Linked DNA regions of Homo sapiens: region 2 is linked to region 1. The links are chromatin loops, found by intact Hi-C in ENCODE. Cell type or tissue: body of pancreas. All regions are shown on one strand. Links, peaks and the distances in the headings refer to the core of each region. The heading gives the core; the rest is flanking DNA.

What was found. A loop is a pair of places that touch in the nucleus more often than their neighbours do. Peaks named below come from ENCODE experiments on the same cell type or tissue, not always from the same donor. Only the 100,000 strongest peaks of a DNase experiment are listed, where the experiment ranks them.
Region 2: it touches region 1 in a loop (2.6-fold over the local background); 41 of 110 quality-filtered maps call a loop at or near these places.

The regions. Positions count from the first base shown.
Region 1 is chr11:134,024,459-134,028,843 of GRCh38, forward strand. LINC02730 (long intergenic non-protein coding RNA 2730) reads left to right here. Exons shown (of 2, transcript NR_186708.1): 2 at 3,225-3,944. Among named protein-coding and RNA genes, the nearest start is that of LINC02731, 5.6 kb to the right of the region's middle. RefSeq lists enhancers at 1-480, 1,914-2,485, 2,486-3,056. In body of pancreas, for the core only: no CTCF peak of the experiment used is centred there; a DNase peak (open chromatin) is centred at 2,433.
Region 2 is chr11:133,960,161-133,964,545 of GRCh38, forward strand. No RefSeq gene overlaps it. Among named protein-coding and RNA genes, the nearest start is that of IGSF9B, 5.4 kb to the left of the region's middle. In body of pancreas, for the core only: no CTCF peak of the experiment used is centred there; no DNase peak of the experiment used is centred there.

The DNA of each region.
Region 1 (4,385 bases), core at 320-4,319:
TCTTTGATCTGGAGCCTCAGCTGCTCATCCTTCTGTTTTAAGGGCCTCTGAATCATTAGCCTTTCCAAGCAGCCTCCCTCTGCCGCCTGAGGCAGGTGAAGTGGGAGAGGGGAGCGGCCCGCCTGGGTCCTGAGTCAGCGCTGACTCCCCACGCTGTCCTCCACAGATTAATCACCTCCAATTACAGCTTCTGACTGGGCACGAGTCATTCCCAGCGGCGCCTCCTCGGGCCGACCCTCGCCCCCCTGCAAACAGGCTGCCTATCCGTCCAACATGCTTGCTGTACTTCCCAGAGCCCCAAAAAGGTACCCCGGCAGCAAATGACTCAAGGATGAGGACCCACCCTCTTCCCCCTCACCATCTGCTCTCAGCAACATGAGTCTTCTGGGGGCAAAAAGAAAAGAGGACATGAAACTCCTCCCTTCCAGCAGCCTACAGAGGCCTGTGCACCCTTCCATTAGCAGGTTGGATAATTCTTCGTGGTGTTTCTCCTCAGCAGTGACTAATAAAGCTTGTTCTCATTTCCACTAATCACACATCCTCATAGAGAAGGGTGACACACACTTGGCGTGGCTCTGTGACACCCCTTGGAAAGTGTTCCATGGCCCACCCAGCCTCTTTTCCTCGAGCCCCGCTCTGGCCTCCCTCACACCTGCCTCCCTTCTGCCCCTGCCAATGAAGCCGGGGCCCAGCTGCCTCGGTGGAATTCCTAAGCATCCTGCTCTTGGCTGCTGACCCGGGCACATGGGCACCCAAGGGCATTATGCCATCTCCCTCCTCAGCGGGTATCACACTGGGCTCCCTGCCCTGAGCTGCCAGCCAAGGGAAGGGCACACAGCCCCGTGGGGCACGAGCCGGGCCTCAGTGCCAGGGTACTGAGTGCATTGCTGTAGTATATGGCACAGTTTACCAAGAACTTTCCCGATTCTTGGGGCACGAGCCGGGCCTCAGTGCCAGGGCACTGAGTGCATTGCTGTAGTATATGGCACAGTTTACCAAGAACTTTCCCGACGTTGTTTCATTTGATCTTTACGTAATCAATAGTGCTCACTATACAATCATCCTCTATAGAACATGGTGTTCCCTAGAGGTAAGAAAGCTGAGGCCTGAAACATGCACGTAGCCCACCCACACTCAATTAGTAAGTGGCAATGCGTGACTATTATGCCATAACCCAGCTCTGGCATTAGGGTCAGAAGCCCTCCCCCACAAAAGTCCTCTCTGTATGAGCTTTAGAATTAGGCAGACTCATGGCTGAATGCTATTCTAATTCCACTTTTTATCTAGTGGTAGATACTGTCCTATGCACTTCGCAAACCGTTTCAACTCATTTAACTCCCACCACTGTCCTCTGCGGCGGGAGTTATCAGGATCCTTAATTTGCAGCTTTGAGAGTAGAGGCCGGGGTCCCCTAGCTCATAAGGGCTGCAGCTCTCATCTGACTCTGGCCCAGGGCCGGACTCTTCACCACTCCTCTAAGCTACCTGGGGCTTCTCCAACTTCTAACGGCACGAACTTGGACAAGTCACGGAAGTTTTCTTATCATTCCAATACTCTCATCTTTTCAATGGCAGGGGTGAGACCACCCTCCCCACAGTGCTGTGTGGGGGTTAGATGGGATCGTGAGAACAGAGTATATAAAACACTGAGCTCTGGCCCAGCATGGAGGGAGCACAAGCTAATAGCACACTCGGCCCCCAGGACAAAGCTGCAAGAGGACAGGGGCTGCGAAGGATGGACCGTGTTAGGAGGAAGATTCCCCGTCCCCTAGTCCTAGAGGTCCACAGCAAGGCAGATGCTAGATCCTGGGGACTCTTGGTTGGGGCAGGCACAGGGAAGCACGCCACCTGCCCCACTCCCCGCCCTGTGTCGTATTCATTCCTCTTTGTAAGCATATCTCTCAAATCAACCTGGCCAACCAGTCCCTGAGATCATTCTGATTCTAAAAAGCAAAATGTCTCTAATTAAGGTTCTTACCTATTGGGGACCTTAGTCATCTTTGAAAAATCTGATAAAAACTATAAACCATTGTTTCAGAAAAATTCACATATACCCAGGGACACAGGCATGCTCTTACAAGTTGAGGTGATCACCAGATCACAAAGGGGTCCGTTGGAGCCTAAGTTTATGAGCCTCTTTTCTGTATAATTAGGAAACATCCTTATAATCTTATCACTAGTATCATGGGGAAAATTGCCAAGTCTTTCCTTTCCTTTTCCTCTCCAACTTCATACCTAGGCTCTGCCCTCCCACACACTCCTACACCAGCCCCCGATCCTGGCTTCCCTCACACTGCCCCGGGCCAGGGCCGAAGCTGCAGCGGTGGTGGCAACAGCATCAGCTGTTGCTAAGGAAGCTGAGAATGCAGGGTGGGGGCCGGAGAGTGGGCAGCAACCCAGCAGGGCAGCACCCCCCATGCATGTCTGAGCACCTTGGGCCCTGGAAACGGTGTTCCCAGCTGGCTGCCATGGCAACAGCAGGCTTCGGAGCCATTCATCTCGGTCTGGACAGCTTCCCCTACTCGCACTAGCGCTTTGTCTCCCTAAGTGGCTAACTGAGGTGTGAAAGGGTCTGTGGTGAGTGGACAAAGGAGCACAAAGGGCAAAAGGTGGGTCATGCGCCCCACACTGGGCAGGCACCCTGGGGGGTCTGAGAGGCCAGGGAGGGGGTCTGGGCCAGCTCCCTAACAGAGGGCCTGGCTGCTGGAGAAGCAGCTCAGAACACAGAGATGGCCATGCCTCTCCCAAAGACCTCTGCCTGTGAGCCTCAGCTACTTGCCCAAGAGCCATCCTAGAAAGGAGAAGTACTGGTTACATCCCAGGTAAGCCAGCAGCCAGGTGACACTTGGTCACTTCTAGATGTGGTAACTAACTGGATTTTTCCTCAGGCTGATAGGGTGCGTAAAAAGGTGAGAGACTGGGCACGAATGGGAGGGTTCCTAAGGGTGAGAGATTGGGAGGGAATGACTCCTGGGCCTAATTTAAACAAAGCTAAAAGACAGATGAAGTCAGAGGTGAATGAAGCAGTTAAGGTCTTGCCTTCAGCTCAAGACCACCCATCTGGTTGTAGGTACTGTTTAGCACTATTGCCATCTGAAAGGACTGTCCTTGGAAGCACTGTCCGTGGGACCATTTATTGAGTGGAGATTAAACATTGTACCTATCTCAACGTCATCTTCAAAGTGAGATTAAGTACCTGAGTGAAGTATTGTCCTCTTTTCACAGATGAGGAAATGGAGGCTTCAAGGTCAAACCCCTTGCCCAGAGACATGCAGCAGAAAGTGATGAAGCTGAGATTTGAACTTGCACCTGTCTGCCTGCAAATCCCATCTCTTCCTGCTGTGCCAGAGACAGCAGAAGGGCCCACGGCTGTGTAGATGTGGCCTATTAGCCTCTCAAGTCTAGAGCAAGCCCCTCAGTGTGGGGCCCCTCCCTAGCCGCACTTCCTGCCACACCTGTCCTTCAAGCAGCCGCCTTTCTTTAGAACCCCACGTCTACTGTGGTGATCACTCTGCATAGCTGCTTTAGAAACATATGAAGATAACAGAAGGATCTCATCTGCAACCCAGAGCTCTCTGTGCCTGGTGGTGACTCCCAAGAAGCTCCCATAAGGAAGAGGTCCCTCAAAGAACACACTGAACACAGTGGACCCTCTGCTGCCAAAACAGGCAGGGAAGCATCTCCTGGAGCCTGCTTGGTCAGCTCTGCTCTCAGAAGCTTGGAGGGCAAACGGGGGTGACTGGACCCAGCTGGAATAATGGAAAGAATGGGAACTAGCACTTAGAAGCACCTACTGTGTTCCAGAAATTCTGGTGCATTTATCTGTGTAGCCTTCAAAATAGCTCTGTTGGGTTGATAGTATTTTTGCCCCATGTTATGGTATAAGAAACTGAGTTCAGAGAGGTTAGGTAACTTGAATCAGGCCATAAAGCACTTAAGCCCAAACTTAACTGGCTCCAACATCTCCATCATTTCTATTCTATCCTCCGACCTCCCCGACACTGTCTGCTCCTTAGGGTCTGTGAAAGTCAGGAATCCCCAACTCAGTCTCTTAGCTGGCTGTCCAAGTAGTCCACCTTCCTCCTCAGGGCTCCCTCACCCACACAGCAGATGGGCATCTTTCATCCTGCAGCTAATTTTATTTCTCTTTTCCCATTCTTCTCACCCTCTTGGCTCAGTCCAAGCAGGAGAGCAGGAGTCAGAGCCAGAAGCCAGAACAAGGCTCTCAGCCCATCTCTTTCTCCAAGGGGCAGGCAGGAAAGGAGACAGTGGGATTCCCATCAATGCTGAGTGCCAAGGAGGGGTCATCAGGAAAGCCTGCAGATGGGGTCTCGGTCCCAGGCCTGGCCCCATTGCAGGGTGAACCCTCTCCAAACTTTCCTCTCT
Region 2 (4,385 bases), core at 314-4,313, 64 kb before region 1:
ACATAAATAGGGAACTGTATCAGTTGTCTTACCGTGTAAAAACCCAGCCCAAAATATCATGGCTTAAAGCAAGAAGGCTCATTCATTTGCTCTTGAATCCGCAATTTGGACACTGGCTGGTGAGGACAGCTCTTCTCTACTTCATGTGGCATCAGCTCCACTGGGGTGTGGACCTTTCTCCTTTCAGGATGGCTTACTCACGTGGCTAGCAGGTTGACGCTGGCTGTTAGCCTGGGCTGCCAGCAAAGGGCTGTGATTCTTCCTCAAGTGGGCCTCTCTGCAGGCTGCCTGGGCTTCCTCAAAGCATGGTGGTTCCAAAAGCTGGCATCCCAGTAGAACCAGGTGAAAGGCATATGACCCTTCATATCCCAGCCTTGGAAGACACCTAGCATCACTTCCATCAGGGTCAAAAACCTGCCCCAATTCAAAGGGAGAGGACACAGTTCCCCACCTCTCAATAGAACAGTGGCCCTGTCACTTTTTTTTTTTTTTAGACGGAATCTTACTCTGTCACCCAGGCTGGAGTGCAGTAGCGCAATCTCAGCTCACTGCAACCTCCGCCTCCCAGGTTCAAGTGATTCTTCTGCCTCAGCCTCCCAAGTAGCTGGGCCTACAGGCACATGCCACCACATCCGGCTAATTTTTGTATTTTTAGTAGAGACAGGGTTTCACCATATTGGCTAGGCTGGTCTCGAACTCCTGACCTGGTGATCCACCCACCTTGGCCTCCCAAAGTGCTAGGATTACAGGCGTGAGCCACCGCACCCGGCCCCTGTCACATTTTAAGAAGAACTTACGGGATGGGAGAGAGTGTTGCAGCCATTTCTGGATGATACAATTTGCAATGAAAACAGTCTTCAAAATTGAAGGAAAAAAATGACTGCTAGAAGAAATATCTAGAAAGAAAGGTATATATTAGAGTTCTCCAGAAAAAATAGAACTAATAGGATTGATATAGACATCAATATTGATACCAATATACATATAGAGATATAACGGGAGGTATTATAGAAATTAGCACATGCAATTCTGGAGCCTGAGAAGTCCAATGCTATGCCATCTGAATGCTGAAGAACCAGAGAAGCTGGTGGTATAATTCAGTCTGTGTCTAAAGACCTGAGAACCTAGAGTTCTGATGTCCAAGGGACAGGAGAAGCTACCCCAGCTCCAGAAGAGAGCAATTTGCCCACCCTCAGCCTTTGTTGCTCTATATGGAGCTTTGATGGAGGGTAGGATGATGGCTGCCCACGCTAGTGAGGACAGACCATCCTCACTCAGCCTCCCAATTCTGTCGCCAACCTCTTCCAGAAGCACCCTCACAGACACACCCAGAAAGAAAGTTTTGTGAGGTATCTGGGCAGCCCTTACCCTAGTCGACATCTAAAATTGACCAACACAAAAGGGCTTGGCATATAGTATCCGATCTCAGAGTTTTCTCCCTTTGAGTCAAGCTACCACTACCAGTCCCAGGTGTCAGGGATGTACGCTTGATCCTTACAGAAGACTAGCCTGTTTGTGAAGCAGATCCTTTCACCTTGCTTTCTCTTAATACACCAGAGACCAGTCAGCATATTTTAAAAGAACTTGGAGGAGAGAGGAAAATAAATAAAATTGCATTTCTGAAACATAAATATATAATCTTAAGATCTGACGCAGAAGTGGAGAAAAGCTTTGCAAGGGTCTCAAGCCCTCTCACCGTAAGAATTGTTCATCTAGGCTCAAAATCCTCCCACAACGTTGCAAGCACCTCACATGGCGTTCGTCTCTCCTGGCTCCCCGCTTGTCTCTTGGGTGGGTGGCCTCTGGTCTTAAGTTGTTTTTCTGGACCCAAGTAGATATTCTAACCATCCATCTTGCCCTCTCCAAATATAAATTCCTGAATACTTTGTCTTATTCAAACGCAAACTTCATTATGAGTCAAATTTACCAGGTTGGGCATGGTGACTCACCCCTATAATCCCAGCACTTTGGGTGGCTGAGGCAAGAGGACCGCTTGAAGTCAGGAAGTTGAGACCAGCCTGGGTAACAAAGCAAGACCCCATCTCTACAAAAAAAAAAAAAATTTTAAATTAGCAGCACGGTGGCATGCTCCTGTCGTCCCAGCTACTTGGGAGGCTGAGGTGTGAGGATCCCTTGAGCCCAGGAGTTCTGGGCTACAGTGAGCTATGATTGCACTACTGTACTCCAGGCCAGGTGATAGAACAAGACCCCATTTTAAAAAAATTGCTACAATGTCCAGAGTTCTATTGAGGTGCAATCTCCTCTGAAGGCCACAGCTTGGTTAGGTGGTGGTAACAGACCCAGAGACTGATCCAGCCCTTCCTAGCTTAAGATACCCGTTCCGACCACCATAGGATCATTTTATATTTCATCCAGATGAGTCCACAGCCCAGGAAGAGGATCTACCCAAATCCCATCCATTGCAGGGTGCAGCCTAATGTTGCTTCCCTGTGCTCTCACCATCCCGCGCATACGGCAGAGGTAACATGTATGCTAACTGCTGCCCACATATGCAAGTGGGCAGCAGATGACACTCTCTCAGAACCTGTCCTGGTCATTTGTGTGTGCACAGGTATAAACATGCATCTCTACAGAGCAGAATTCTCTCATGCTGAGCCTGAAGTCCAAGTTCTTAAAGATTTGTTTGTGGCAATGTAGTAGAAATTAATGATAAAGAAACTAGAATTTTAGCTGAACTGTATTCATTTCTTGCCTGGCTGAGAAGGGAGGAGTCCTTGCCCAAGGTCGAAAGTAGACCTATAATTTAGGATAAGTTTATTTGAAAACTAGGTGGACAGCACCCTCAGCCTTACTAATCCCTCTCCTCTTTCTTCTAGGTGTTCCAGGCCAGCTCTGAACAATCTCAGAGAAAACATATTTCATTGTTGTGTGACTTAAGGTAGGACTACAGAAAGGAAGTTCATTACTCTGCATGAAATTTGTCCCATAGAACTCAGGAGCCCTATATAGATAGCCCTGCTTGTGAACTGCCCCCCAGGAACATTTCACCCACACTGTTCAGCAACTCCTCACCTCGCCAATGTCTGCATCATTAAAAATGTTGTTCTCAGGCCTCCTGGGGCTACCCTGGCCCACCTGAGTATGCCCTTGTCTGCCCATGGCCACAGGCCCCAGCTGCAAGGCGCAGTGACAGATGAGCAGAGCGAACCTCACTCAAACTCTTGGCATCCAGAAGTCTGGAAGACAGCTAGAATCAGGGCTCCACTGCACCATCCAGCTCTGGCCCCAGCAGCCCAAAGGTGTGGGTCATTCTCTTTGTCTGAGTTCTACTTCCTCCATCTGGAAAAGGGACCGTAGAAGGTAGTGGGAACTAAGGCCCAGGAGAGAAGGATCTGAAGACTCTGATGGGCAGTTTCTTTGTCACAGACTCTCCAGCAGCCCAATGTCATGGCCCTGTGATATGATACAGGAAGAAAATGAGACCTGGCTTTCTCCCCAAGGCTTGAATAGCCAGAGATTCTAGTACAGCACAGACCTTCCACAGAGGCACATGGAGTCCTGGACTCAGGCAAATGGCAACCTTGAAACTGCCAAAAGGTGGACTCGAGCAGTGGCTCAAGAAGCTGTGAGGAGTCAGCCAAGGAGCAAGCCATGCTAGAATGCCAGAAACAGACAGGCCCAGGGCCTACGCTCAAGAAGCACCAGCAGAAGGGATTCCACAATGAATGAGTAGCACCTGGACACCAGCCTGCAGTCAGCACTGTGCTAGGCCCTATGGAGAACACCAGAGTGACCAGCCACAGTCTCAGTCACTCAGGACCTTGGCACCTGGATGGAAAAACAAGGCTGACCACATGAACGGCACTTACTAAACTCTGTCTACACCATCGCAAGAGTGATGATGGCCCAGACTTGAATTGCAGTAGAACAGGACAATGGCGCCGTGGCTCATGCCTGTAATCCCAGCACTTTGGGAGGCCGGGGCAGGCGGATCACCTGAGGTCAGGAGTTCAAGACCACCCTGGCCAACATGGTGAAACCCCATCTCTACAAAAAATACAAAAAATTAGCCTGGCTTGGTGGCAGGTGCCTGTAATCCCAGCTACTCGGGAAGTTGAGGCAGGAGAATCACTTGAACCCGAGAGGTGGAGGTGGCAGTGAGCCGAGATTGTACCATTGTACTCCAGCCTGGACAACAAGATGGAAACTCCATCTCAAAAAAAAAAAAAAAAAAGAAGGAAAAGAAAATGGAGATGGTGCAGATGGTGAGGGCTGAGTGAAGGAAGTGAGGTCTGAGCTCAGTCTTCAAGAAAGGAGAGGGAGAGACGGAATGGAAGAATAAGAGACTGCCAGCCAGGAAAGCTGCTGCTCTGAAACTTGCTGAGGTCAAGGGGCTGGCCTGTGCAGCACCTAGCCAAGTGGGC